2 separate regions of the Homo sapiens genome follow, and region 1 is linked to region 2. The links are chromatin loops, found by intact Hi-C in ENCODE. Cell type or tissue: mucosa of descending colon. All regions are shown on one strand. Links, peaks and the distances in the headings refer to the core of each region. The heading gives the core; the rest is flanking DNA.

Region 1 (12,510 bases), core at 3,353-11,352, 140 kb after region 2:
GTGTCGGCTGTCTGGGCTCTTACCAAGAGGCTTGGGAAAAATCCACTACAGTGTTCACTCAGGGTGTGGGCAGAACCCAGTTCCTTGAGGTTGTGGGGCTCAGCTGCCAGCTTCATTGCTGGGGTCAACTGGGGTCGCCCTTGGAATTCTCTCTGATCCTCTCTCTGGGCCTCTCTCTGATCCTTGAAAATGAGGCCCTCACTCTGCTAGCTGGCAATCCTGACTCATAAACTCTTAAAGAACTTCTCATGACTGGAATATCTAATTTTCCCTTCTGCTGCAGCTAGAGAAAGTTCTCTGCTATTAAGGGGTCATGTGATTAGGTGGGGCCCACCTGGATAGCCCAGGATACACTCCCTGTTTTAAGATCTGTCTCTTTCCTTGCATCTGCAAAGTCTCTTGCCAGGTAACATAACATGTTCATAGGTTCCAGGAACTAGGAGGTAGGCATTTTTGGGAAAGCATCCAGCCTACCACCTCCTCAAATATTTTCTCTCCTGTTTCTTCTAGGAGCTTTACAGTTTTACATTTAGGTCTATGATCCATTTTAAATTAATTTTTGTATATGGTATCAGATTCTTGGATTATGATTGAGATTTTTTCTTTCTCCTCCTTTTTTTTTTTTTTTTTTTTTTTTTGCGTCTGGATATCCAATTCAAGAAACATATGTTGAACAAGTTAGGTTTTCAGTTTCTATCATGATGAAGAATTTGTGATTTGTATAGCTTCAGAACCCACAGAACCATGGCTCATGTTTCATCATGATCACAGCTGACTTCACGGACTGATTTCATGAACAGTCCCATCATGTTTTGACACTCACAGAAAGTATTTTTCTCTGGGAATTTTTAGGAGTGGGAACGTATGCTTCCCTGTTCTCTGCCTCACCTCTTGCACATACACAGCATTGCAGATGGCACGGAACCCCTGGTTCAGCGGGCTATGGGTGCTCTGCAACACTGAAGGTGAAGGTAGAAGGAAGCAGCAAAAAAAAAAAAACCCTGGTCCCTGATCCTGTTTTGGGGGTTGGGGTAGGCATTTCCTTGGGAGCATTTAAACAACAGCACATCGAGGAGGGACAAAACTCCTTGGCCAGACAGGTAAAGGTCAGAATTTGAAGGCAGGAATGGAAGTAGCAGGTGAATTCTAGGCTGATGTAATTCAGGTATAGGGGGTTGGGATGGGCACAGACAGGATTGGGATCAGATTGGCAGACAGGGAAGGGCAAAGCTGCAAAGGTGGAACTGCAGACCGACCACGGCTCGTGCTACTAGCTGTGTCCACACCCACACCCTGCAGAGGGCCTTGGTGACATGGGGCAGAGCCGTCCCCAGCCCTGGAGAGCCAGAGTGCCCCAAAAGTTTCCTTGGAGGAGGACAATGGGACAGGCCCAAGTGCCCCACAAGGCACTCAATCCCCAGGAGACTTGCTGGTTCTTGGCACCTGCAAGGGAAACCCAAGGGGCTGTCTCGGGTCCCCAGCCCCTGTTGCTGCCCCCAGCTCTGACCCTGGCTTAGGGGCAGATGCCTCAGGCTGCTGTGCCTGCAGATTTTGCAGAAGGAACAAGAGGCTTTAAACTCAGTACACTTAGCCAGTGCAACTCTCTTTCACTAAGGAAAGAAATAGTTAAGAATTCAAGACTCCTCACCTTATGCATTGATCTGTGTCTGCTCTTTGATTCCAAAGACAGGACGGTCTATGAGCCAAGCCAGAAAATTTCACACTGGATCCCTTAATGGATCCCTTCAGGCACCAATACTGCTGAGAGAGACAAGAGGCGACAGGGCCTGGCCTAGATGTGGGCAAATTCCTATTTGAAGTGGCATGAGCTGTGTTCTGTCTGACTTCCACCTTTTTAGCTTTTTCTTTCCAGGCCATTCTCAGGAACCCCGTCCACAGGAGTTTCCCCCAGTCCCCAGCCATCGGCCTCCCTGTGCTGGGGCTGAAGTCACCGTTCTCTTTGGGATCACCCTGCCAACCTTATCTGGGGTCACTGATTGTGGCTGGCATGACAGAAGCTGCCACCCGTGCTGTGGCACCTGAAGCCTCGTGGGACCTCAGTTCCAGGGACTCCTGATGAGAAGGGTCAGGAGGGAGAAACCCAGGACACTGCATGTGAAGGGAAGGGTACCCTCCCTGGTCCCAACCACAGCCGTGACTCAGCTTTACCGAGTAGCTACTGTGTGCGAGGCACTTTGCCTATGTGGTTGGATCAAATGGCATTTTTTCTTCCCTTCTGAGAAATTAAAATGATTAATTTGGGCACTTCCACTATCTGTCTGCAAAAGAAAACTTTATAGAATCTAATTCTGGAGGCAGGCATTTCTTTAGCCTAATAAAGCCCAAGCCAGGTTAGTGGTTGTCAAGAAATAGTATTTGTTGAAATAGACCAGGTTAGATAGTTCAACAGAAGAAAGTCAAGTAGAAGGATGATGAATCTCTCCTGGGGATCAGGATGATGTGTTAGAAGGAAATTAAATTTTCAGGGTAAGGTTTTTTTTTTTGGAGATAGGGTCTCCCTTTTGCCACCCAGGCTGGAGTGCAGTGGGGTGATCTTGGTCCACTGTAGCCTTGACCTCCTGGCTCAAACAATCCTCCTACCTCAGCCTCCTGAGTAGCTGGGACTACAGGCGTGCGCCACCACACCCAGCAAATTTTTATTTTTATTTTTTTGTAGAAGAGATGGGGGTGCGGGGGTGGGGGGCGGTCTCACTATCTTGCCCAGTCTGGTCTTGAACTCCTGGGCTCAAGCAATCCTCCCTCCTTGGCCTCCCAAAGTGCTGGGATTAGAGGTGTGAGCCACCACGCCTGGCTGGGTTTATTTTGATTTTAGGTATTTTAGGACAGAAGCTGAAGCCCAGTGTTCACTCCAACACCCCCCTCCTGAATCCCAAAAAGTCTGGGTGGTGAAAACTTGATCCTTTGAAAGCCCCAGCCCCCACCCCATCTCCCCTCCTCACCTGGACCCTTGGCAGTGGGGGTCCCAGGGCTTCTTTCAGGAAGTCCTGTCTCAGGGCGTCCTCTGGCCTCTGGTTCTCAGCTCCAATCCCTGCTGTCTTCCCCGCCTTCCCCACGAAGCACAGAGTCAGGCATTTCTTCCCTGGGCCTGTCCACACTCCTCACTGCTTCCTTGAGAGAACAACGACCCCAGCTCCAGTCCAGGAGGGACTGTGGGCCTAGAGGGGCCGCTGGCTAGGGGCTGAGAGGAGCTCCCGGAGGTGTGGTTCCCGAGACTGGTCTTCTCCTGTTCTATTTTCCTGGGTGTCATTTTCACGGCAGGAAACCTTTTTAGAAAGGGAGGGAGGCACATTTTTCTCAGGGACATTCACAGCAAGGCCTCATCCTGCCCACGTCCCACAGCCGCAGGATTTTCTGGCCTGGTCCTGTTCTGGATCTGCCTGATTCTCAAGGCACAGCAGCAGGGGAGGGCGGGCTCCGCACCCTGGTCAAGCTAGGGCAGGCGCTTGGCTTGCCAGCAAAAGGTCCCGCTTCCCAGGACAAAGACTCGCTCTGAGGCCGCACTTAAGTCAGGCTCCTCGAAGCTCTCTTTCAACGGGGCCTCAACCCTGGGCTTCTGTGCCTGTCATCGTTGGGCCTGCATCAGCCAGTTTTAGCAAGTCCCTCCTAAGTCAGTGTGGAGAGAGGCCCCCATCCTTCGCATCTGACCACCCTGGCCTGCCTTCAGCAAGAATCCTAAGCCTGTTTAACCAGAAGCTTTCCTTCCCCCTGCTGCTTTCTCTTAGTAATTTCCTCCATCCCGACTGCCAGCCTGCTCCATGGCTATAAATCCCCACTCGTTCTGGTTGAATTAACCACTGAGTCCGTTCTATATGCACTGAGGCCTCTTTCCCCCTTTGCAATACTTCCTGAATAAAATGTGCTTTTCCTACTTTACCTACTGTCAGGTCCTGGGTTTCTTTAACAGGAGGGCAACCTTCAGACTGGGTCCAGGTCAGTGACATAGAAGGGGAAGTGGCACAGTGTGTCCACAGAGGGCAGAGCCCAGTGACGGGAGCTCACAGCAGAGACGCCCAGGCTGCATTCGGGAGGGCAGTGGCACCGATGAGAGGGGCATAGGCAAGGACACCACGGGGCAGGATGCAGAAGGGAGTCCTGGGGCAGAACCAGAGCGGGAGCCCAGCCCATCAAACATCAAGACGTGGCCTGGTGCATGGGGAGTGAGATTCCAGTGACCCAATGGGGACCAGGAGTCGGGAGATGCTGCTCGGAGAAGCTCCGGACCTGCAAACCAGCCTGCTCAGACTGACTGGGAGCCTAGAGGCATTCATTCATTCATCCATTCATTCTACAAATCTGTATTAAGCGCTGATGAGTTTGACGGTAGGGATATACCAACAAACAAAAGAGATAAAAAATTTTGTCCCTGTGGAGCTTACATGATAGTGACAAGAGACAGACACCAAACACAATAAACAAATCATGTTGCGTGTTAGAACATGATAAATGGGATATTTTGGGGGAAGAAAGGACACACGTGAGAGGGAGCAGGAGAGCCAGGTGTGGGAGGTTGCAGCATTAGGGGTGGTTGGAGCAGGCTCCCCCAGGGACATTTGAGCAAAAACATTAAAGATGTGAGGGTGAACTGTGGGGACTTCCAGGGGGAGGAAGCTCCAGACCCAGGGGATTGCTGGTGTAAAGGCCTTGAGGCAGGAGTGGCCTGGGTTCCAGGGAGGCCAGTGGGTGCAGCAGACCTACGAGGGAGGGGAGAAGCCCCTCATACAGGCCTCAGAGGGGGTGCTCTCACCCTGAAGGTGGAGTAGGTAGGATTGGACTCATCTTAACAGGCTAAGTCTGGCTGCCATATTGAGAATAGGCTTTGGGGGTAGGGGTTGGGGTTGTGACGTGTGTTGGGTGGGGTAGGAACAGGCCATGTACCACTGCCATTAAAGCATTTCAACTGGGGACCTGTTAATATTCTTAACTGCTCCCCTGCATTTCACAGCTGCCTGTATCCAAATACAATGGGGCCACCTGACAGCACACCTCAGGGTGACTTCATGTTCAAATATAATATCAACCCAATATCCAATAAAAAGCTTCAAAAATCATGCCAACATCTTAAGTCCCTCAAGGCGGTGTCAAAGCAGGAGCCAATCCATGACCTACCGAGAGAGGAGAAAGGAAGAAGCCAGTCAGGCAGGCAGTTAGGGTGGGCCCTCAGTTAAATTCTTTCAAACAAAAGAACAGCCAACTTGCACAGAGGGGCTTGCCTAAGACACGCCCACAGCCACATAGATAAGAAAAGCTACACAGGTGACTCACCCAGACACGCCTGCAGTGGAAAGTTCTGTCCCGTAACACATGTACAGTAAGGGGAACAAAGCAATATGGAGTCACTAAGCTAAGGGCCCACATGCACACTTGGAGGATGGGGTGGAGCTAACAGAAATTTGTGTCTTATGCAAATGAGATGCCCAGCCCTCATCAGTTTCTTATAAAAGCCTTTGCATTCAACTGTAAAGACAGCAACCCTCTTCTGGGCCCCCTCTCCATGGCAGAAAGCTTTCTTCTTTTGCTTAGAAAACTTTTGCTCCAATCTCACCTTTTGTGTCCACACTCCTTAATTCTCTGGGTCATGAGACAAAGAACTCCAGGTAATACGTCACAACGAGAGACTGCTACGTCGTGGTGCATTGGTGAGACTTTAACACTAAAAGAGAATACCGTGTGGGCCACCTCCACTCATCCATCTCTCTCTGAAGTTCTCATGACCATGGCTCAATATTAATCTCCTCCCTCCATCCACATGCTTGCTCCCTGCACCCCCAAATCTCATCTGCCCAGCTGCTTTTTTATTTAGTTCCCTTCTCAGTTTAGTTTTTTCTTCTGCAGTTGGCTTCACATTCTATTCTTATTACTGTTTCTGAAAGCTGTTAATAAATAAACAATTAAACTACAAAACATTACAATTAAACAAACCAAGCAATCAACCAAACAATAAACTCTCGGTTGTCACCTCACAGGACAAGGACAGCTCTTGTGATTAAGTTGCAGGCTCTACTGCTGCCCACACCACAGATACCTTAGTTAGATTTGCTCCTTTGTCAAATGTTTAAGTCAGATAAAGGACCAGTCGTAGGGCAGTGGATCTCAAACCTAATTGTGGCAAAACAAAACAAAACAAACAAACAAAAATCACCTAGAAAACTTGTTCAACTGGTTAAAAACACAGATTCCTGGGCCTGAATCCTAGAGATTCCCACCCAGAGCCAACATCCCAGAATCTGCATTTTAGGCAAGCTCCCTGTGATTCTGAAGCAGCGGGCCATAGGCAATTCATTGGGAAGCGGTCAGTGTCCAGATATCTCAGAGGACCCCTCTCTAAGCACTCTTGATTGGTCCCAAAGACCCCCCTTCCCCCAGTAGGCTGGCTTCTTCACCCTGTCCTCATCCTCTAGCATCCCCGAGAGGAGGTCACCTGGGACATTCTTGCAAATGGGAGGATCTAGAATCCAGGTCTCTGCCTGCTGCCGGCCATCCCCAGGCGGGCCTCCTACCAGATTCCAATCTATGAAACGAAAAACTGGGGATCCTTTTCCAGCCCACGTTACTGAGTGCATCTCAGTTGTTTCATTATGCTAGCTGTGAGGTTTTGCACTTGTGACAAACAACAGAAGGGACCTTTTGTCACAGTAAGGAAATCCTCGCAAGCATGTGCCTAAACGTGACTGCCTGCTGCTTCGTCTTTGCCAGTCTCATCTGGAGAGGACCTGGCGCATGCTCTTGGTTGGTTTTCCTCCATCTGCATGAAATAGGAGCCACTGAGAGCATCTTCCTCCCCTTCAAAGCCTTCACTACTTCTTTCTGCTAGTTCCTTGTCCTTGCAGGAGCTTTAATAGCTCAATTCCTTTCCGTCTCTGGAGGGGCCCACAGTGCCCTCTGGTGGTTGAACAGCATGCTACACTTTTTTTTTTTTTTTTTTTTTTGTGGGGTAGGGAGAGGGTGGACAGAGTCTCCTGTCGCCCAGGCAGGAGTGCAGTGGTGCAATCTCGGCTCACTGCAACCTCCGCCACCCCGCCACAGGCTCAAGCGATTCCCTTGCCTCAGCCTCCCAAGTAGCTGGGATTACAGGTGTACACCACCACACTGGGCTAATTTCTGTATTCTTAGTAGAGTTTCACCATCTTGGCCAGGCTGGTCTTGAACTCCTAGCCTCAAGTGATCCACCCGCCTCCTCCCAAAGTGCTGAGATTACAGGCTTGAGCCACCGTGCCTGGCCTATGGCACACTTTTGTAGAAGTCCAGGGTGCCTGCTGCTCTCAGGGCTAGGTCCTGTGCCCATCCTGGGAGAATGGGAAAGCCTCTGTATGCATTCTGCTCTGCCTGAGCCCTCCACAGAGCCAGAACCAGGCCTAGGGGTTCAAGGGTAAACTTCTTTGAGGAACTGGAAACTGAGATGATGATGAGATTAGGGATTGGCTATGAATACAAACTGGGTCATGGTCCAGATACAGAAACATCAAAATCTGACCTGTGGGCTCTGTCTGGGAAAATTTAGGGCAAATTGGCACTTGTAGGTGGCAAGGAGTGGCTTGTTTACCCTGCCCTCCTCACTGTCCCTTGTTTGGACCAATTCTGCCTTCTTAGGAGGACATGACAATTCTTCCCCCAGGATCCTAGGATGCACTGAAGCCTCTAGTTTTTTCCTGCTGGTGAGTACTAACATATGCCCATTAACTTGAATGCTTATCTTTCACTGGCCAAGACCAAGCTTTGACAGGTACCCCCAGAGCACTTTCATAGGCCCGTGAGTCAATTCTGAACCAAGTCATGGGGGCAGCTGAGTCAGCTCCCCTCAATCCCGGCCTTGATAGCTGGGCACAGTTGTGGCCCGGGGTCTGAATGCTGCAACCACAGTGCTTAAGGTCTGGGTTGTGGAAGCTGGAGAACCACTGCTGGGCCTGAAGGCTGGAAACCTCGCTGTTGCCCTTGCGAAATAAGGACATTTCCACTTTATCCCCTAGGGCAGAGCATTTAGTGAGTCAAAACCTTAACTCCACATCCAACAGACTCTGTTTCAGAACAGTGTGTCAGATGCTTCAGTATCAGCTGACATCCTGGACGTGTAACCACCCCTTTCTGCTCATACTTGGGCCTTGTGTCCAGGTCTGGGTGACTGTCCTCACCATTGAGTTTTTGCTTGAGGCCCCGGGCTGTCTTCTGGAAAGTGGCTATCATGGGTTCCTCAGGGTTCTACCCAACCTCTCTGTAAATGATCAGACGCCAGTAGCTGCTAAAGGGGAAAAGTGTCCCCTCTGCCAATGCATCTGAGCTCTGGTCTTGTCCAATGGGGATGACTGGTGCCAGGTTGCCTGGAGTCCTGTGCTGGGAGGGACTTCGCCAGGTGGTCTTCCTTGTTCTAGATGGTTCTGGAGATTCAAATGGCCCAGTTGAGACCAGAGGTGAAGAGAGCAAGACAGTGCCTTCTTGATTTCATTATTTCACATGTCACTTCATAGGGGAATGACTGCTAAAATGAATACGGTCTGTGCATTTTTTCTAAGTCACAATTACAGAAGAGATAGAATGACAGGAGAGTTGTGAATCCCATAGTCCCCACACCTAATTTCAAGAGGGGAGGAGTTCCATTGGAGCAGCTTTGGGACGAAAGAGAAGCAGTCAGGGTCCTCAGGGCTCAGGGCAGGAAAGCAAAGAGTCCAAGGCACCTGCCAGGACTGACCCCGCCCACCGACTCCCATAACTACTTGCAGAATGTGAGCTTGCTCTGAAGGCCTGGCTCTACCAGAGCTTGGAAAGCATCTGAGAAATGTACCCACTCCAGATGTTGATGCCAATGAAGTCTACCTCTCCTGAGGGAGGCTGCACTTCACCAGGAGACAATGTCTCCCCAGTTTCTAAGAATGAATCTTCCAAGGTGGAATTTCTGCTATCAGCTAGAGGGGGGAATGTATTTTTACATGTAATTCCTCCAGTCATTCCTGATAAGAAAGCTTTTTTTGTTGTTCCATTTTTGCAACCTTTTGGAGTCATGTAAAACCTCCCACATCATAACCTGAAGGTAGTCCTGAGCTGATGCAGGCTCCCTGGCCAGTTGGGGAGGAAAGGGTTCAGGAAAGAGTGGAACCCAGCTGGATCAGATGGGAGAAATTGAAGCAGTGTTGTTCACCTGGGGTAATACTTGAGGTTTGTGGTCTCATGCCAAGGAAATCAAGAACATGGACACACCTGGAGTGAGATTAAGAGTGGACGTTTGGCCGGGCGCGGTGGCTCACGCCTGTAATGCTAGCACTTTGGGAGGATGAGGCAGGTGGATCACCAGGTCAGGAGATAGAGACCATCCTGGCTAATATGGTGAAACCCCGTCTCTACCAAAAATACAAAAAATTAGCCGGGCGTGGTGGTGGGCGCCTGTAGTCCCAGCTACTTGGGAGGCTGAGGCAGGAGAATGGCGTGAACCCGGGAGGCAGAGCTTGTAGTGAGCCAAGATTGCACCACTGCACTCCAGCCTGGGCGACAGAGCGAGACTCTGTCTCAGAAAAAAAAAAAAAAAAGAAAGAGTGGAGGTTTAATAGGCAAAAGAAAGAGAAAAAAGAATAACTCTCCTGCAGAGAGAGAGGAGTGCCCAAGTGGGTCTTCCAGCCCACGCCAAAATGCACCGGATTTTATAGACTGGCTTGAGGAGGCAGTGTCTGATTTACATAGGGCCCACAGATTGGTTGGACCACATGTGACATTTACATAGCACAGGAGGAAGTTGGCCACCCCACCCTAATCTTATTATTATGCAAATGGGTTTTCTACTTGGTCAGCACCATGTTGTCTGCTCCTTACTGTACATGTGGTTGGCAAGGAAAAGGGAAGATGGAGCCACCGTGTTGGACATGCCTGGCTCCCAGATAGCCCTTTCCCATTGGCACAGCTGCCGGCATTCACCCGTGCAAGCTTCCAGCTTGCTTATCTATGTCTGCAGCTCAATTTTACAGGCTGCTTTTTGTTAGAAAAGAAATGACTTGGGGGCTGCTTTTCATTAAAAGGAAAACCTCAGCGAGGACTTCCTTACCCTCACTATCTGCCTAAATAATTTCTTTTTAACGCCTATGTTATTATGGCCTGGGTGCAGGACTGGAATGGGTCCCTGGAGAGAGGCAATTGGCATTGTCTGCAGGGGCATCACTGATGGTGGGTTCATTAAGAGTTTTTAACATCTAAGGAGGTACGTGCTGAACGTGGATGAGGCCTGAGCAGTGGGAAACGACCAGGAGGGCAAATCCTGCACCTACAGCTCAGAGAGTCTGGGGGAAGGTGAGGACCAGCTGGGCTAAGCAGAATAACCCAAACCCTGCTCTCGCAGGCAGAAATCACTTGAAAACCAGGGGAGCAGTACAGCAACAAACAGGAGCAAGGGAAGAGAGTGTTCCGGGAATAGGGGTCTTGGCTGTCATGGCAATCAAACTGCTAGTGTTTGAAAGTCTCAACTTGAAAGAAATAAATGACTCTTTAGGGTACCCCCCACCCCCTGCCCAAGATACAGAGAAACCCAGAGCCATGATTAGATGATAGACAGACAGACCTGGATCAGCTTACCAATGCGAGAACGGAAGACAGGGTTAGGTCATGAATGGATATAAGATTTTTTTACCCAGCAATCCTGGCTGCTGGTAAACTGGTAGGGAGGGGAATCTTTTATCATAATGCATTGAGCTTATGCTAGGAATGGGAACCTTTAGTGTACCTCTCAGAAGGATTTGGAAGTCTAAAGTCTAGGCTGATAAAATCATCATCTCTAGAACTCAGCATTCACTCCAAAATGGCACCAGGAGTGGCCATCTTTATGGCCATATTTGTTGTCTTTCCATACAATGAAGGGAATTCTACTTTATTATATGCTTTTCTTGAGCCAGTGCTCAAACTGCCTCCGCCCTTTCCTGGATCATAGGTGAGGTCAATCTATTTCACAGTTCACACTGTTGTGAAAACACTGAGAAATAGGAGCAAAAGAAATCTCTATACATTTTCTGTTCATTAGTCTGTGACACTGGGTACCTAAATGGAAACTCCAACACACTCTACTCCCAGTTCCTCACTGGGAGGCTGAAGGGGGCCTGCTGGACAGGTTCTGCCTCCTTATGGGGCAGGGCCTCGGTTTTTGATGGTCTTACTCCTCCATGGAGACTAAGAATGAAAAGCCAGAAACACAGACCAGGACAATTTAGTAAGTTGTAATGATTTGCAATTTTTGTCTTGAGAAAAGCATTATGTTGAGAAAAGTTTATGTCCTTTGAACTTTTGTTTAAAAATAGCAATTAGCATTATTAACATGCTAAAAAATAGGTTTAAATACTATCAAATTGCAATTATATTAATATCAGTTTCATACTAATGGCCTAAGACGAGGAGTGCTTCTTGAAACATTTTTAAAAAATGATAAATAGGGAGAACAGAGAGCAGATAGCCTGTAGATAATAGATGTTCTTGAAAGTGAGCCCAGGACAAATGGATCAGTAAGGTTTAATGGGGCTGCAAAAATAACCAGGCATGTATATCGAAAGGGCTCAGTGTGCCAGGCATGATGAATGAAAAGGTACTATATTTGAAACCTATCCTGGCAAAAATAACTAAATATAGAACTATTGGGATAATAGGGGAAATATCATTGGTTTCCACACACTAATGAGGAGGCAGAATTCTGGCTGGACTTAGATTTCAGAGTTGTAGAATAAAATCCCCAAAGACAGTGGAACAAAGTTTAAATCAATTTTGAAGGTGAGAAGTTATGATAAGTTATATATTATGTTATTAATTTATGAAAACAATAGAACACATTCTAAGATATGGTGAATCAGAAAACATACCATCCATGTAATTCTTTTCAAATTACTTAAAGACACACTTCAGTTGACTGAAAGGCAGAGCAAAAAGGAAGTATGGAGAAGTCGTGTCAAGAAAAGACCAGCAGGGAATCTTAAACAGTGAAAACAGAAACACATTAATACTGTTCTCAAAAATACAGGTTATCACGTAACACACACTTTTAATTTTTGCTTTTGAATTACTTTATATGACATAGGACATGACAAATAATTTACATAATGTGAAACTAACAAATAATGACATAATATAATTGAATAGAATAAACATTATAGAGTAAAAGCAAAAAAATTAATACTAATTCATGTCTGTATTTCAAGAGAGTGAAAAGACAGGAATAAGGGAGCTGAGAGGTATCAAAGTGATAAACGCATTGCCTTAAGTATGTGACACATTACAGATATTTTATTTTTGACTTTGACATTAAAAAAATAAGTCAAAATGCATTGGGAAAACTTATGGGTAAATATTGGAACTAAAAGCCGTTACGATGCCTTCCAAAATAGAAGGCAGAAGAAAAAAAATAGACAAAAATAACATTAAAACATTAAAAAGAGAAATATTAAAATATGACAGAAATAAGACCACCTATATAACTTTTTTTTTTTTTTTTGAAACAGAGTCTTACTCTGTTGCCCAGGCTGGAGTGCAGTGGTGGGA
Region 2 (12,510 bases), core at 2,147-10,146:
CCAAGGCAGGAGGATCATGTAAGCCCAGGAGTTTGAGACCAGCCTCGGCAATATGGCAAGACCCTGTCTCAACTTTAAATTTTTTTTAAAAAATGGCCAGCAGGTATATAAAAAGGTGATCAACATCACTAATCAGCAGAGAAATGCAAATTAAAACCAGGTCGAGATACCACCTCACACCCATAAAGGTGGCTCTTGTCGAAAAAACAAGTGATAAATAACAAATGTTGGCAGGGGTACGGAGAAAAGGAAACCCTAGTACACTGTTGGTGAGAATGTAGATTGGTACAGCTATTATGGAAAACAGTATGGAGGTTCCTAAAGAAATTTAAAATAGAGCTACCATGTGACCAGCAGTCCGTCTTCTGGGTGTATATCCAAAGGAGATGAATCACTGCCTCGTAATGATGTCTGCAATCCCATGTTCATTGCAACATTACTCACAATAAGCAATGTGGAAACAACCTAAATATCCACTGATGGACAAATGGATAAAGTAAATGTGGTAGATGTATACAATGGAATATTATTTGGCCTTAGAAAAGAAAGAGATCCTAGCATTTGCAACAACACAGATGGACCTGGAGGTTATTATACTAAGTGAAATAAGCCAGAAACGAAGAGAAAAACATGGTCTGATCTTACTTATATGTGAAATATATATCGTTTTTAATTATATATATAAATATATATTCACATATATCTGTGTGTGTTTATGTGTGTGTGTGTATATATGTGTGTGTGTGTATATATGTGTGTGTGTGTGTATGTGTGTGTGTGTATATATATATATATAATTTTTTTTTGAGACAAAGTCTCGCTCTGTCACCCAGGCTGGAGTGCAGTGGCACAATCTCGGTTTACTGCAACCTTTGCCTGCCAAGCTCAAGTCATCCTCCCACCTCAGCCTCCTGTCCTGAGTAGTTGAGACTAGGGCGCCACCATGCTCAGTTAACTTTTTAGTTTTTTGTAGAGATAGGGTCTCATTACATTGCCCAGGCTGGTCTCAAACTCCTGGGCTCAAGTGATCCTCCCACCTCAGCCTCTTAAAGTGCTAGGATTATAGGCATGAGCCACGATGCCTAGCCCTGGAATATATATAAATATAAGAGCACTCATATATACTGAGATAGAGAATGAAACAGTGGTTACCACAGGCAAAGGCTAGGGAGAGAGGAAATGAGGAAATACAGTTCAAAGCATATAAAATAGGAAATATATAGGATAAAAAGTTTAGAGATCTGATGTACAACATGAGGACTAATGTTAATAAAATTGCATTGTATTGGGGATTTTTGTTAAATAAGTAGATTTTAGCTGCACTTGCACTAATAAAAAGGAATTATGTGAGATGATATTGTTAATCAGTTTCACCATAGTAACGTTTTTACTGTCTATATATATCCCATAACATCATGCTATACTGTCAGATACACACAATAAAATTTATATTTTAAAAAACCAAAAACATCAAGTGAACAAAGTGCCACCACATTGAAGAAAAATGGCACCTGCAGTTAAAACCCTAACAATATACATTGTCATTTTACAAAATAAAATTAATAGCTTCACTTCTACTTCATTTTAAAATAAGATCATCTGCACTCTGAGGCAGCATTCGTCTGCCCTTGCAACGTGTAACTGTCAGAGTGGGGCACTACAGAGGACTACCTGCATTATATTCCCTCAAAAACGGTTTTCCACTCAGGAAAGTTATTTTCAATTGGGAAATATGTTCTGCCCATTCAAAAAGTCTTACAGCCACTGATCCATGGCCACAGACTGCACTGGAATAACCTCAGAAATAATAATATTAGCAGCTTCTATCTATTGTCTACTATGTGCCAAGAAATAAACAGATAGTAAACAACTGAATTCTTAACAGCAATCCTTAAAAGTAAGTGATATTATTTCTGTCATTTCTCTCAGGGGTCTACAAATTATGGCGTGGACCTAATCTGACCAGCCTCCTGATTTATAAATAAAGCTTTATTGGAACAGTATTTATGTGTTATCTGTGGTCGCTTCCATACTACAATGGCAGCATTAGGTAGTAGTCGTGACACAGACTGCATTGCCTGCAAAATCTAATTATTCTGAGAGGACAAGTTAATTTTTTCAAAGTTTCATAAAACTGAGACAAATCTCTACCTACTAAGTCTGTGTTCTTAACCACAAATGCCACAGCACCTCTCCTTTCAGAGCCAAAACTACATCTCACCAATAGAACTTGAAAAGGTGATGGGATTTGTGCAGGTCACATTTGAAATTATAAGGAGAGGGCCTTGAGCATAATATGAGACCATTCAAGACTGGTTGCCCAGAGAATATGCCAAGCTTTTGATGAACAAAATTATTGCCTATTTTTAATAAAGTATCTTTTTGTTGTTGTTGTTTTTGAGACAGGGTCTCACTCTATCGCCCAGGCTGAAGTGCTGTGGCACAAACACAGCTCACTGCAGCCTCAACCTCAAGAGATCCTCTCACCTCAGCCTCCAGAGAAGCTGGGACCACAGGCACACATCACTACACCCAAATAATTTTTGCATTTTGTGTAGAGATGAGGTCTTGCCATGTTGCCCAGGCTGGTCTCAAACTCCTGGGCTCAAGTGATCCTCCCACCTCAGCCTGCCAAATTGTTGGGATTACAGGCATGAGCTACAGCACCTAGCCTAAAGTGTCTTAAGGCATTTAAATAATGAGCAAGGGGTAAATTCTTCGAGCCCCTCATACACTCTTATGGAAAGCTACCAGGATGAGTAAAGGGGGTGAGTAAATACAGCTTACTGGTTCTTTCCCAAACTCAGTGCTCTCTTCCTACCACTTTCCTCTACTTGACCACTTGGAAATCTGCCTCTGTCAAGAAACCCTTACCTCCTTCTATTTCACCTGGCAATTCAAGAGGAGGTGGGATTGGCTCTCACCTTGCTCTCCAGTGCTAATTGGAGACCCTCAACCCAACTCTCTCCTCACAGTCCAACTGTAGCACCTTTCCTGCATTGCAGTGGTCTCCGCTCTCCACCATGGCTCAATTCCCTTTTCATAGATGACAACTGCTTCCCCGCTCCAGTCTTTGCAATTCAACATCAGCATTCCCTCCCCAACTCACTGTTCTCTGAATATTTTGACGCTGGAGACCTCCCCCCATCCACACATACCACACTCCAGCCTGGCCAACCTGGAATGCTTATCCTTCCACGGCCTTCACATCTGAGCTTTCTGGTGTGGAGCCATTGCTTCTGGAGGGAAGCCTCCTTACCTTCTTGAGGAGTTGCCTCATTTCCAAAACTCACTTCTTCTAAGCTTCCATGAATCTGTACATGTGACCGGTTTGCTCTCTGCCCTAACCTGCGTCCCTTACTGCCTGTTCATCCAGCAGCCCCTCCCTGACTGTACTTGACTACCTGCCCTCTCTGAATTCCAGGATTAGTGAAACGCTCAACGCGTGAAACGCTCTTGCCCTGTAACCTGCAGGATGTCCACCCGACGGGCGATTTATGTCCTCTTCCCTATGGTCAGACGGCAGAGCATCACTGGGGCACACCAGATGTGCTGCCTTGGCCCCCGACCGACCTAGCCTGGCTTCCTTTGGCTTCCACGCATTGCCTTAACAGGCCTTGTATTATCTATTTCCTGGGCTTCTCACAGTGGATCTTCAAGTCTTATCTCCCACTTCGCAGAGATTAATCTTTTCAGTGTGAACGTCACAGCTTCTCTTCTCTCCTGCATGAAACCTCCCTGTCCTGGGCCCACCTTGTCTTTCTTCTACCTTCAGAGGGAGGAGTTGACTTATTTACAGTGCTCACCTATCCATTGTTAGGGATTCTGGTCTTTCTCATCTCCTTGTTCTCTATATCTTCCATCTCTCCTCTTCACAGATTCTCTTTCCTTCTCTTTTTTGAATACTTATGTAAATAGAGACAGGGTCTTGCTATGTTGCCCAGGCTGGTCTCAAACTCTGGTTTCAACTGATCCTCCTGCCTTGGCCTCCCACACTGGGATTACAGGAATGAGCTACCGCACCTGGCACCCTTTTCTTTTCTTAAGAACATAGGAATCCGACAGGCTGTAATCCCAGCACATTGGGAGGCCGAGGTGGGTGGATCCCTTCAGCCCAGGAGTTTGAGATGAGCCTGAAAAATATAGTGAAAAGTGAGACCTTGTTTCTACAAAAAAAAGAATATAGGTCTCTCCTTGAAAGAAGCTTCATTCTAATGACCTTCTCAGTGCCCTGTTATTTCTCTCCTTCTGAGCCACCAAACAGCTATAACAATTACTCTCCCCTCGCTGCTTCCCCTTGTTCTCTACTATTCCCGCAATTCCTTAGCCTCTCTTGGTCATCTTCTAAAGCTACTCTCTTAGCTACTACTGAGAGTTTCTAATCTAGTATCCCTTTCTCAGCTCCCGTTGTTAATTCATTTAAAAATACTGTTTTAGGCAGGGTGCAGTGGCTCATGCCTGTAATCCCAGCACTTTGGGAAGCTGAGGTGAGTGGATCATCTGAGGTCAAGAATTCGAGACCAGCCTGACCAATCTGGTGAAACCCTGTCTCTACTAAAAATACAAAAATTAGCCGGGCCTGGTGGCGTGCACCTGTAGTCCCAGCTGCTCCTGACTTCAAGTGATCCGCCCGCCTCGGCCTCCCAAAGTGCTGGGATTACAGGCATCAGCCACTGCACCTGGCTTAGCTCTACTCTTTTTTTATATTGAACTCCTTGATCTTTTCAGCTTTCAGATGTATACATGTGTATGTGTATTAGTTATACGTTGTGCCCACATATATGTATATGTCTATACTTGTGTTTGGATATTGTCTACACGGTACCAAGTTAACATAACAATAAACGAGTAATCAAAAATCAAATAAATAAGCTCAAATATTTTTCAAGTTCACTTGACTTGAGTGAATCTTTTGGTAAATATGAGTAGTTTAATATTGTTGGTTTAATAAAAACAAATATCTTCTGACTTATCAGCAAAATATGCATGTATTTAATGTTCAGGTGATTGCTTTATGATACTTAGATAACATATGATAATATTAATAGCAAAATGGTTAATAGGAAATTTAAGTTGAGAAGATGGCTAGAGGCTGAAACAGGAGAATTGCTTGAACCGGGAGGCGGAGGTTGCAGTGAGCTGAGACTGCGCCATTGCACTCCAGCCTGGGCGACAGAGCGAGATGCTGTCTCGAAAATAAATAAAAACTAATAAATAAATAAATAAAAATACTGTTTATGTATTAGTTACTCTGTGCCAGGCACTGAGCTAAGCCCTGGAGACACTTGCATAACTAGAACACGGCCCTGCCCACAAGCAAGTTCAGTCAGTAAATGTTCCCCATTTTTCCTAACATCCAAGGTTCTTCGCTAGCCAGCTTTACTTCCTACCTCTCTACTCTTTTTCTTCCACCTTTGAAGGATTCTTCTCCTGTTTCCACCTCTGAAAGTCCTGCAGCTGTTCCTTTACTGACCAGCAGAGTAGGTCCTAAAGGGCTGCTGGTGAATCCAAGGCCATCCAAGGAATGCTGCCCTGGAGAGAGCTCAGTGACTCTTCCTCCTTTCACGCACCCTTGGGAAATGGGGCACACTTCCAGAGGACTTTCTCCAGGTGGTGTTTCAGTGTCTGCCTTGTGCCTGGAGGCACTGCGCTCCACGCTTGGGAATGCCATGGAAGCAGACAGACCTAGTCCTGTTCTCATGGGGCTTCCTTGGTTGGGGGTAGTAGGGGAGGGGCTAAAAGGAGTAGGAAGGTGACACCTCTTCCTTGGAGATTCTGATATGCTCCTCTGAGTAGAGTTTATTCTCAGCACCATCCTGTTCTTTTTTTTTTTTTTTTTTTTTTTTTTTTTTGAGATGGAGTCTCATTCTGTCACCCAGGCTAGAGTACAGTGGTGCGATCTTGGCTCACTGAAACCTCTGCCACCCGGGTTCAAGCAATTCTCCCGCCTCAGCCTCCCCAGTAGCTGGGACTACAGGCGTCCGCCACTGCGCCTGGCTAATTTTTGTAGTTTTAGTAAAGATGGGGTTTCATCATCTTGGCCAGGCTGGTCTTGAACTCCTTACCTCATGATCCACCCGCCTCAGCCTCCCAAAGTGCTGGGATTACAGGCGTGAGAGCCACCATACCCGGCCTTTTTTTTTGAGACAGTCTTACTCTGTGGCCCAGGCTGAAATGTGGTGGTTCGATTTCAGCTCTCTGCAACCTCCGCCTCCCGGGTTCAAGCAATTCTCCTCCCTCAGCCTCCTGGGTAGCTGGGATTACAGGCATGTGCCACCACTCCCAGCTAATTTTTGTATTTTTAGTAGAGACAGGGTTTCACCATGTTGGCCAGGCTGGTCTCGAACTCCTGACCTCAGGTGATCCTCCCACCTCGGCCTCCCAAAGTACTAGGATTATAGGTATGAGCCACCATGCCTGGCCACCATCCTGTTCTTTTGATTAATATTTATGAGACTCATGACTTGACAATCAATCCGACCTCCCACTTTGCAGAGATTAAGCTTATCAGCGTGAACTTCTCTTGGCTTATCTGTCAAGGTTTTGTATAAACAACCTTCCCCTACCTGTGCAGCCTGGCATCATCCCTATTCTTGGTTACTTCAGGCTATTCTTTGAACCTGAGCTCCTCCTGTGCTTTCCGGGTCTGTGTTTTCACCCATGTTGTTCTCCCCTTGCCCCGTCATCATGCCAGCCCCCTAACCAAGTCATGCCCAGCCTCCAGGGCCACTTCACACTTCAGCCATCTCTCCTTCTGATTCCTCTAGCACAAAGTGTGCTGCTGGGATCTTGGGAGTCCTCAAAACCCCTTCAGTCATCTGTGAGGTCAGAACTATTTTCATAATAATACTAGGACATTATTTACCTTTTTCATTCATTCACTCATTCTTTTTTTTTTTTTTTTTTTTTTTTTTTTTAGACAGGATCTCACTCTGTCACCCAGGCTGGAGTGCAATGGCGCAATCTTGGTGCACTACAACTTCTACCACCCAGGCTCAAGCAATCCTCCCACCTCACCCTCCCAACTAGCTGGGACCACAGGTACGTGCCACCATGCCTGGCTAATTTTTATATTTTAGTAGAGATGGGGTTTCACCATGTTGCCCAGGCTGGTCTCAAGCTCCTGGGCTCAAGCAATCCTCCCGCCTCAGCCTCCCAAAGTGCTGGGATTATAGGGAAGAGCCACCAGGCCTGGCCGCTTTTGTATTCATTCTTTCACAAGTAAGCAGTGGAATTTTCCAGAGGCTATGTGAACTGTGATGTTACTCTGATGACTAGTGGAACATATGCTTGTCTATTTTTGTGTTTTCTAGACTTTTCTAAGGTAATAGGTTTAGGGTATGAATATGTTGAATTTTCAGAGGCTAACCTAGTTTGTTTTCAGTACTTCTACCGTGCTCTTGCTAGTTATCTTTGTTATACCTGCTATCTTTTTTTTTTTTGAGACTGAGTCTCGCTGTGTTGCCCAGGCTGGTTTCCAATGATTCTCCTGCCTCAGGCTCCCAAGTAGCTGGAATTACAGGCACGCGCCACCACGCCCAGCTAATTTTTGTATTTTTAGTAGAGACGGGGTTTCACCATGTTGGCCAAGCTGGTCTTGAACTTCTGACCTCGTGATCTGCCCGCCTCAGCCTCCCAAAGTGCTGGGATTACAGGCGTGAGCCACCGCGCCCAGCCTATACCTGCTATCTTTTATGCAACCTTATTCTCATCCAGTAAATTGGTATCCTGAGGTTTACCTGTGTGGAAATACAAGAGGTAGATATACTTTGTTGTCTTACTTTGCAATAATATTTAAAAATACTTTTGTTTTATTTTGTTTTTTAGAGGGAGTCCCACTCTGTCACCCAGGCTGGAGTGCAGTGGTGTGATCTCAACTCACTGCAACCTCCACTTCCCAGGTTCAAGCAATTCTCCTGTCTCAGCCTCCCAAGTAGCTGGGACTACAGGTGCGTGCCACCACACCCAGCTACTTTTTGTATTTTTAGTAGAGATGGGGTTTCACCATATTGGTCAGGCTGGTCTCGAACTCCTGACCTCAGGTGACCCACCCGCCTTGGCCTCCCAAAGTGCTGGGATTACAGGCAGTGAACCACCTTGCCCAGCCAAAAGTACTTTTAAAAATAGCTTTTAAACCCTAAAATGTGAATTCTAGGATTTAATATTTTATTGAAAACTTAAACATTTATATTTTTATTCTATTTAAAGATGGATCATTTGCTTTAAAGGGGGATATGGGAAATCTTGCTTTCTTAGCCCACAGCTGCACTGAGACTAAAGATGCTAAAAAAAGATGAAACTGACATATTAAGGAGTTTTCAAACTCACATAAGGGAAAAACTAGTAAAAAGAAGTATAAATATGACTCAGAAGGTATTTTTCCTTGGCTTTATAGTGTTAAAAATTTACCTTTTTTGGTACCCCTCAAGTTACGGCATCACTTTGAGAGGAATCATTCAGAGTTTAAAGAAAAAAGGAGTTGAATATTTTAAATGTAGATATGATGTTTCTTAAAAGCCCAGAATGTATCATTACAGCTTTTTAAACCAAAATGAAAAAGCCGTTGAAGTGGGTAAGTTACCGTACTGCCCTGAGAAAGGCGGACAAGCCCATTCAGCTGGCATTGCCAAGTGCTTGCTGGATGGAAACTCAGCAAAAGAAAATCACAACGGTGCCACTTTTTTTTTTTTTTTTTTTGAGGTGGAGTCTCCCTCTATCCTCCAGGTTGGAGTGCAGTGGCGTGATCTCTGCTCACTGCAACCTTTGCCTCCTGGGTTCAAGCAATTCTCCTGCCTCAGCCTCCCAAGTAGCTGGGATTACAGATGCCCGCCACCACGCCCACCAAATTTTTGTATTTTTGGTAGAGACACGGTTTTGCCAAACAGTGCCACTTTCTAATGACACAGTAACTTGTCATATTAAAGCTCTAGCAGCAAACATGAAGGATGAGTTAATCTCTTCTCTGCATATTGTGCTGATGTCTTATAAATGGCCAAGTCAGTAGATTAGGTTGCGCTTGATGTTTTGCTTGTGTTCATCCGGTATCAACACTGACTAATCAAAGTCCTTTATTTTTTTTTTGAAACAGGCCGAACAATACCACTATTCTTACTCTTTTTTTTTTTTTTTTTTTTTTTTTTTTGAGACAGAGTCTCACTCTGTCGCCCAGGCTGGAGTGCAGTGGCCTGATCTCGGCTCACTGCAAGCTCCGCCTCTTGGGTTCATGCCATTCTCCTGCCTCAGCCTCCCGAGTAGCTGGGACTACAGGTGCCTGCCACCACACCCGGCTAATTTTTTGTATTTTTAGTGGAGAGGGGGTTTCACCGTGTTAGCCAGGATGGTCTCGATCTCCTGACCTCGTGATCCACCGGCCTCAGCCTCCCAAAGTGCTGGGATTACAGGCGTGAGCCACCGTGCCCGGCCACTCATTTTTTTAAGAAGTGGTTACTTTTTCTCCCTCCATCACCCAGGCTGAAGTGCTGTGGCACCATCTCAGCTCACTGCAACCTCCGCCTCCCGGGTTCAAGTGATTCTCATGCCTCAGCCTCCCAAGTAGCTGGGATCATAGGCACCTGCCACTACGCCCTGCTAATTTTTGTGTTTTTAGTGTAGACAGAGTTTCACCATGTTGTCCAGGCTGGTCTCAAACTTCTGGCCTCAAGTGATCGGCCTGCCTCGGCTTCCCAGGGTGTTGGGATTACAGGCGTGAGCCACCGCACTATCTTTAATACTGTGTGACAAAGGTGGGAGGAAGCAAGACCGCATCTGCTGCACATCAGAGTGTCACGGTTGTCATGAGGAAAAGCAGTTGTGTGATGAATCGCGAGCTCAACTACCCCTTTTTTCATGAAACACCATGTTTATACTTGGCAGACACATTATTGGAAATGAGGCTATCCCTTCAAGGAAAACAAGTGCAGATTTCCTTGCCAATGATAATATTCAAACTTTCAAAAGAAAAATAATATTTTGGATAATTTACACCAACTTCCATGAGCTTGTCCACTTTCCAATGCTTAAAGTATTTTTAAGTACTTTAAAATACTTTGAAAGTTTTATTACCACCCATCTCATCAGACTGCCTAGTAGTATTAACACATGTGATTCTAAAAATTGAGATGTAATTCACATATCATAAAATTTACCCTTTAAGAGTATATATGGCCAGGCGCGGTGGCTCACGCCTGTAATCCCAGCACTTTGGGAGGCCGAGGCAGGTGGATCACGAGGTCAGTAGATCGAGACCATCCTGGGTAACACGGTGAAGCCCCATCTCTACTAAAAATACAAAAAATTAGCCAGGCGTGATGGCCGGCGCCTGTAGTCCCAGCTACTTGGGAGGCTAAGGCAGGAGAATGGCATGAACCCGGGAGGCGGAGCTTGCAGTGAGCCAAGATCGGGCCACTGCACTACAGCCTGGGCAACAGAGCGAGACTCCGTCTCAAAAAAAAAAAAAAAGAGTATATATGTCAGTGTTTTTTGTATTATATTCAGAGTTGTGCAATCGTCACTGTCATCTAGTTCCAGAACATTTTCAGCACCTCAAAAAGAGACCCCGTACTTATGAGCTGTCACTTTCTATTCCCATCTGTCCCCAGCTCTGGCAATCACTAATATAGTTTCTATTTCTGTGGATTTGCCTACTCCAGACATTCCATATAAATGGAATAACTGATTTTTTACACAAATAATAATTGTGATTTTCAAAATATTGTATAAAATATGAAAAAATTTTAGAAGAGCTACAAAACTCAGTGGAGCAATATTTTCCAAGTGATCAAAACATCATTTTACAAAATCAGAAATGGGCAAAAGATTCAAAGTGTAAACTAGATCAATGGATTTTAATGTAATATTGTATGGGAAGTTTATTCATATGGTTTCAGATTCTACACTACAATGAACCTTTAAGAAATACCACTTCTTGAGTCTGATGTGGTATCAAAAATACATTTAGCAAATATGAGAATCAACCTATTTTCTATTAAGCCAAACATTAATGAAATTTGCAAAAATGTAAAACAATACTACTATTTTTTTTTTTGAGACGGAGTCTTGCTCTGTCACCAGGCTGGAGTGCAGTGGCGTGATCTCGGCTCACTGCAACTTCTGCCTCCCAGGTTCAAGTGATTCACCTGCCTCAGCCTCCCGAGTAGCTGGGATTACAGGCGCCCGCCACCACGCCTGGCTAATTTTTTGTATTTTTAGTAGAAACGGGGTTTCACCATGTTGGCCAGAATGGCCTCGATCTCTTGACCTCATGATCTGCCTGCTTCAGCCTCCCAAAGTGCTGGATTACAGGCATGAGCCACCGCGCCTGGCCAAACAATACTACTGTTCTTACTCATTTTTTTAAAAAAGCAGTTACTTTTCATAAAAATGTTACTTATATTAACATAGTAGTTTCAATATTATTATTTTAAAATGAAGAAATATGTAAATGTTTTTTAATTTCTCAGTTTTGATTTTTCTGTTTTTTTAAGACAGAGTCTCACTGTGTCACCCAGGCTGGAGTGCAGTGGCATGATCACAGCTCACTGCAGCCTCAATCTCTCAGCTAAAGTGATCCTCCTACCTCAGCCTCCCGAGTAACTAGGACTATAGGTGTGCCCCACCATGCCTGGCTAATTTTTGTACTTTTTTGTAGAGACATGGTCTCACTCTGTTGCCCTGCCTGGTCTCAAATTCCTGGGCTCAAGTGATCCTCCTGCTTCAGCCTCCCAGAGGGCAGGAATTACAGGTGTCATCCACTGAGCCCGGCCCTCAGTTTCAATTTCTAATATGGTGAATATTGGTAGATATAGCCAGCAAAAGCCAAATATCTTTGGTTCCTCGTTGGTTTTTCAGAGTATAGAGGAAGGAATAGTAACTGTCAATCACATCCCAACAATTTATGAATACACATTTTACAGTTTTTAAAAACATAAGCTTTTTTTCTTTTCTTTTCTTTTCTTTTCTTTTTTAAAGCCTGTGGGAAACATGGGCTTTCTAATGGAACTATTTTTCTTTCTCTTCTTCTTCTTTTTTTTTTTTTTTGAGATGGAGTTTTGCTCTTGTTGCCCAGGCTGGAGTGCAATGGCATGATCTCGATTCACTGCAACGTCCTCCCAGGTTCAAGAGATTCTCCTGCCTCAGCCTCCCGAGTAGCTGGGATTACAGGCATGCGCCACCATGCCTGGCTAATTTTGTATTTTTAGAAGAAACGGAGTTTCTCCATGTTGGTTAGGCTGGTCTCGAACTCCTTACCTCAGGCCTGCCTCAGCCTTTCAAAGTGCTGGGATTATAGGCATGAGCCACCACGCCTAGCCATGGAACCATTTTTCAATGTGGAATAGGACATATTTACTAACATCCAGATATATTTCGTTTCTCTGAAATAAGAAGCCAAAAGTATGTAAGATTAAACTAATATTTAGTACTGAATGTCATAGCATTATATCTTATTCGGAAATGACCTACATATTTAATGAATATTTATCATGTAATTTGCCTTAGCAAAACTCTAAGGAT

What was found. Peaks named below come from ENCODE experiments on the same cell type or tissue, not always from the same donor. Only the 100,000 strongest peaks of a DNase experiment are listed, where the experiment ranks them.
Region 1: a loop joins it to region 2, with 2.7 times the contacts of the local background. A loop is called at or near these places in 6 of 110 quality-filtered maps.

What each region holds. Positions count from the first base shown.
Region 1 is chr2:230,153,449-230,165,958 of GRCh38, forward strand. SP110 (SP110 nuclear body protein) reads right to left here. Exons shown (of 19, transcript NM_080424.4): 19 at 11,738-12,510. Among named protein-coding and RNA genes, the nearest start is that of SP110, 60 kb to the right of the region's middle. RefSeq lists a silencer at 6,878-6,947. In mucosa of descending colon, for the core only: a CTCF peak has its summit at 6,905 (motif pointing left); a DNase peak (open chromatin) is centred at 6,942.
Region 2 is chr2:230,017,962-230,030,471 of GRCh38, forward strand. It overlaps LOC107985996 (a long non-coding RNA gene), which reads left to right and starts at 6,920. Exons shown (of 2, transcript XR_001739919.3): 1 at 6,920-7,041. In mucosa of descending colon, for the core only: no CTCF peak of the experiment used is centred there; no DNase peak of the experiment used is centred there.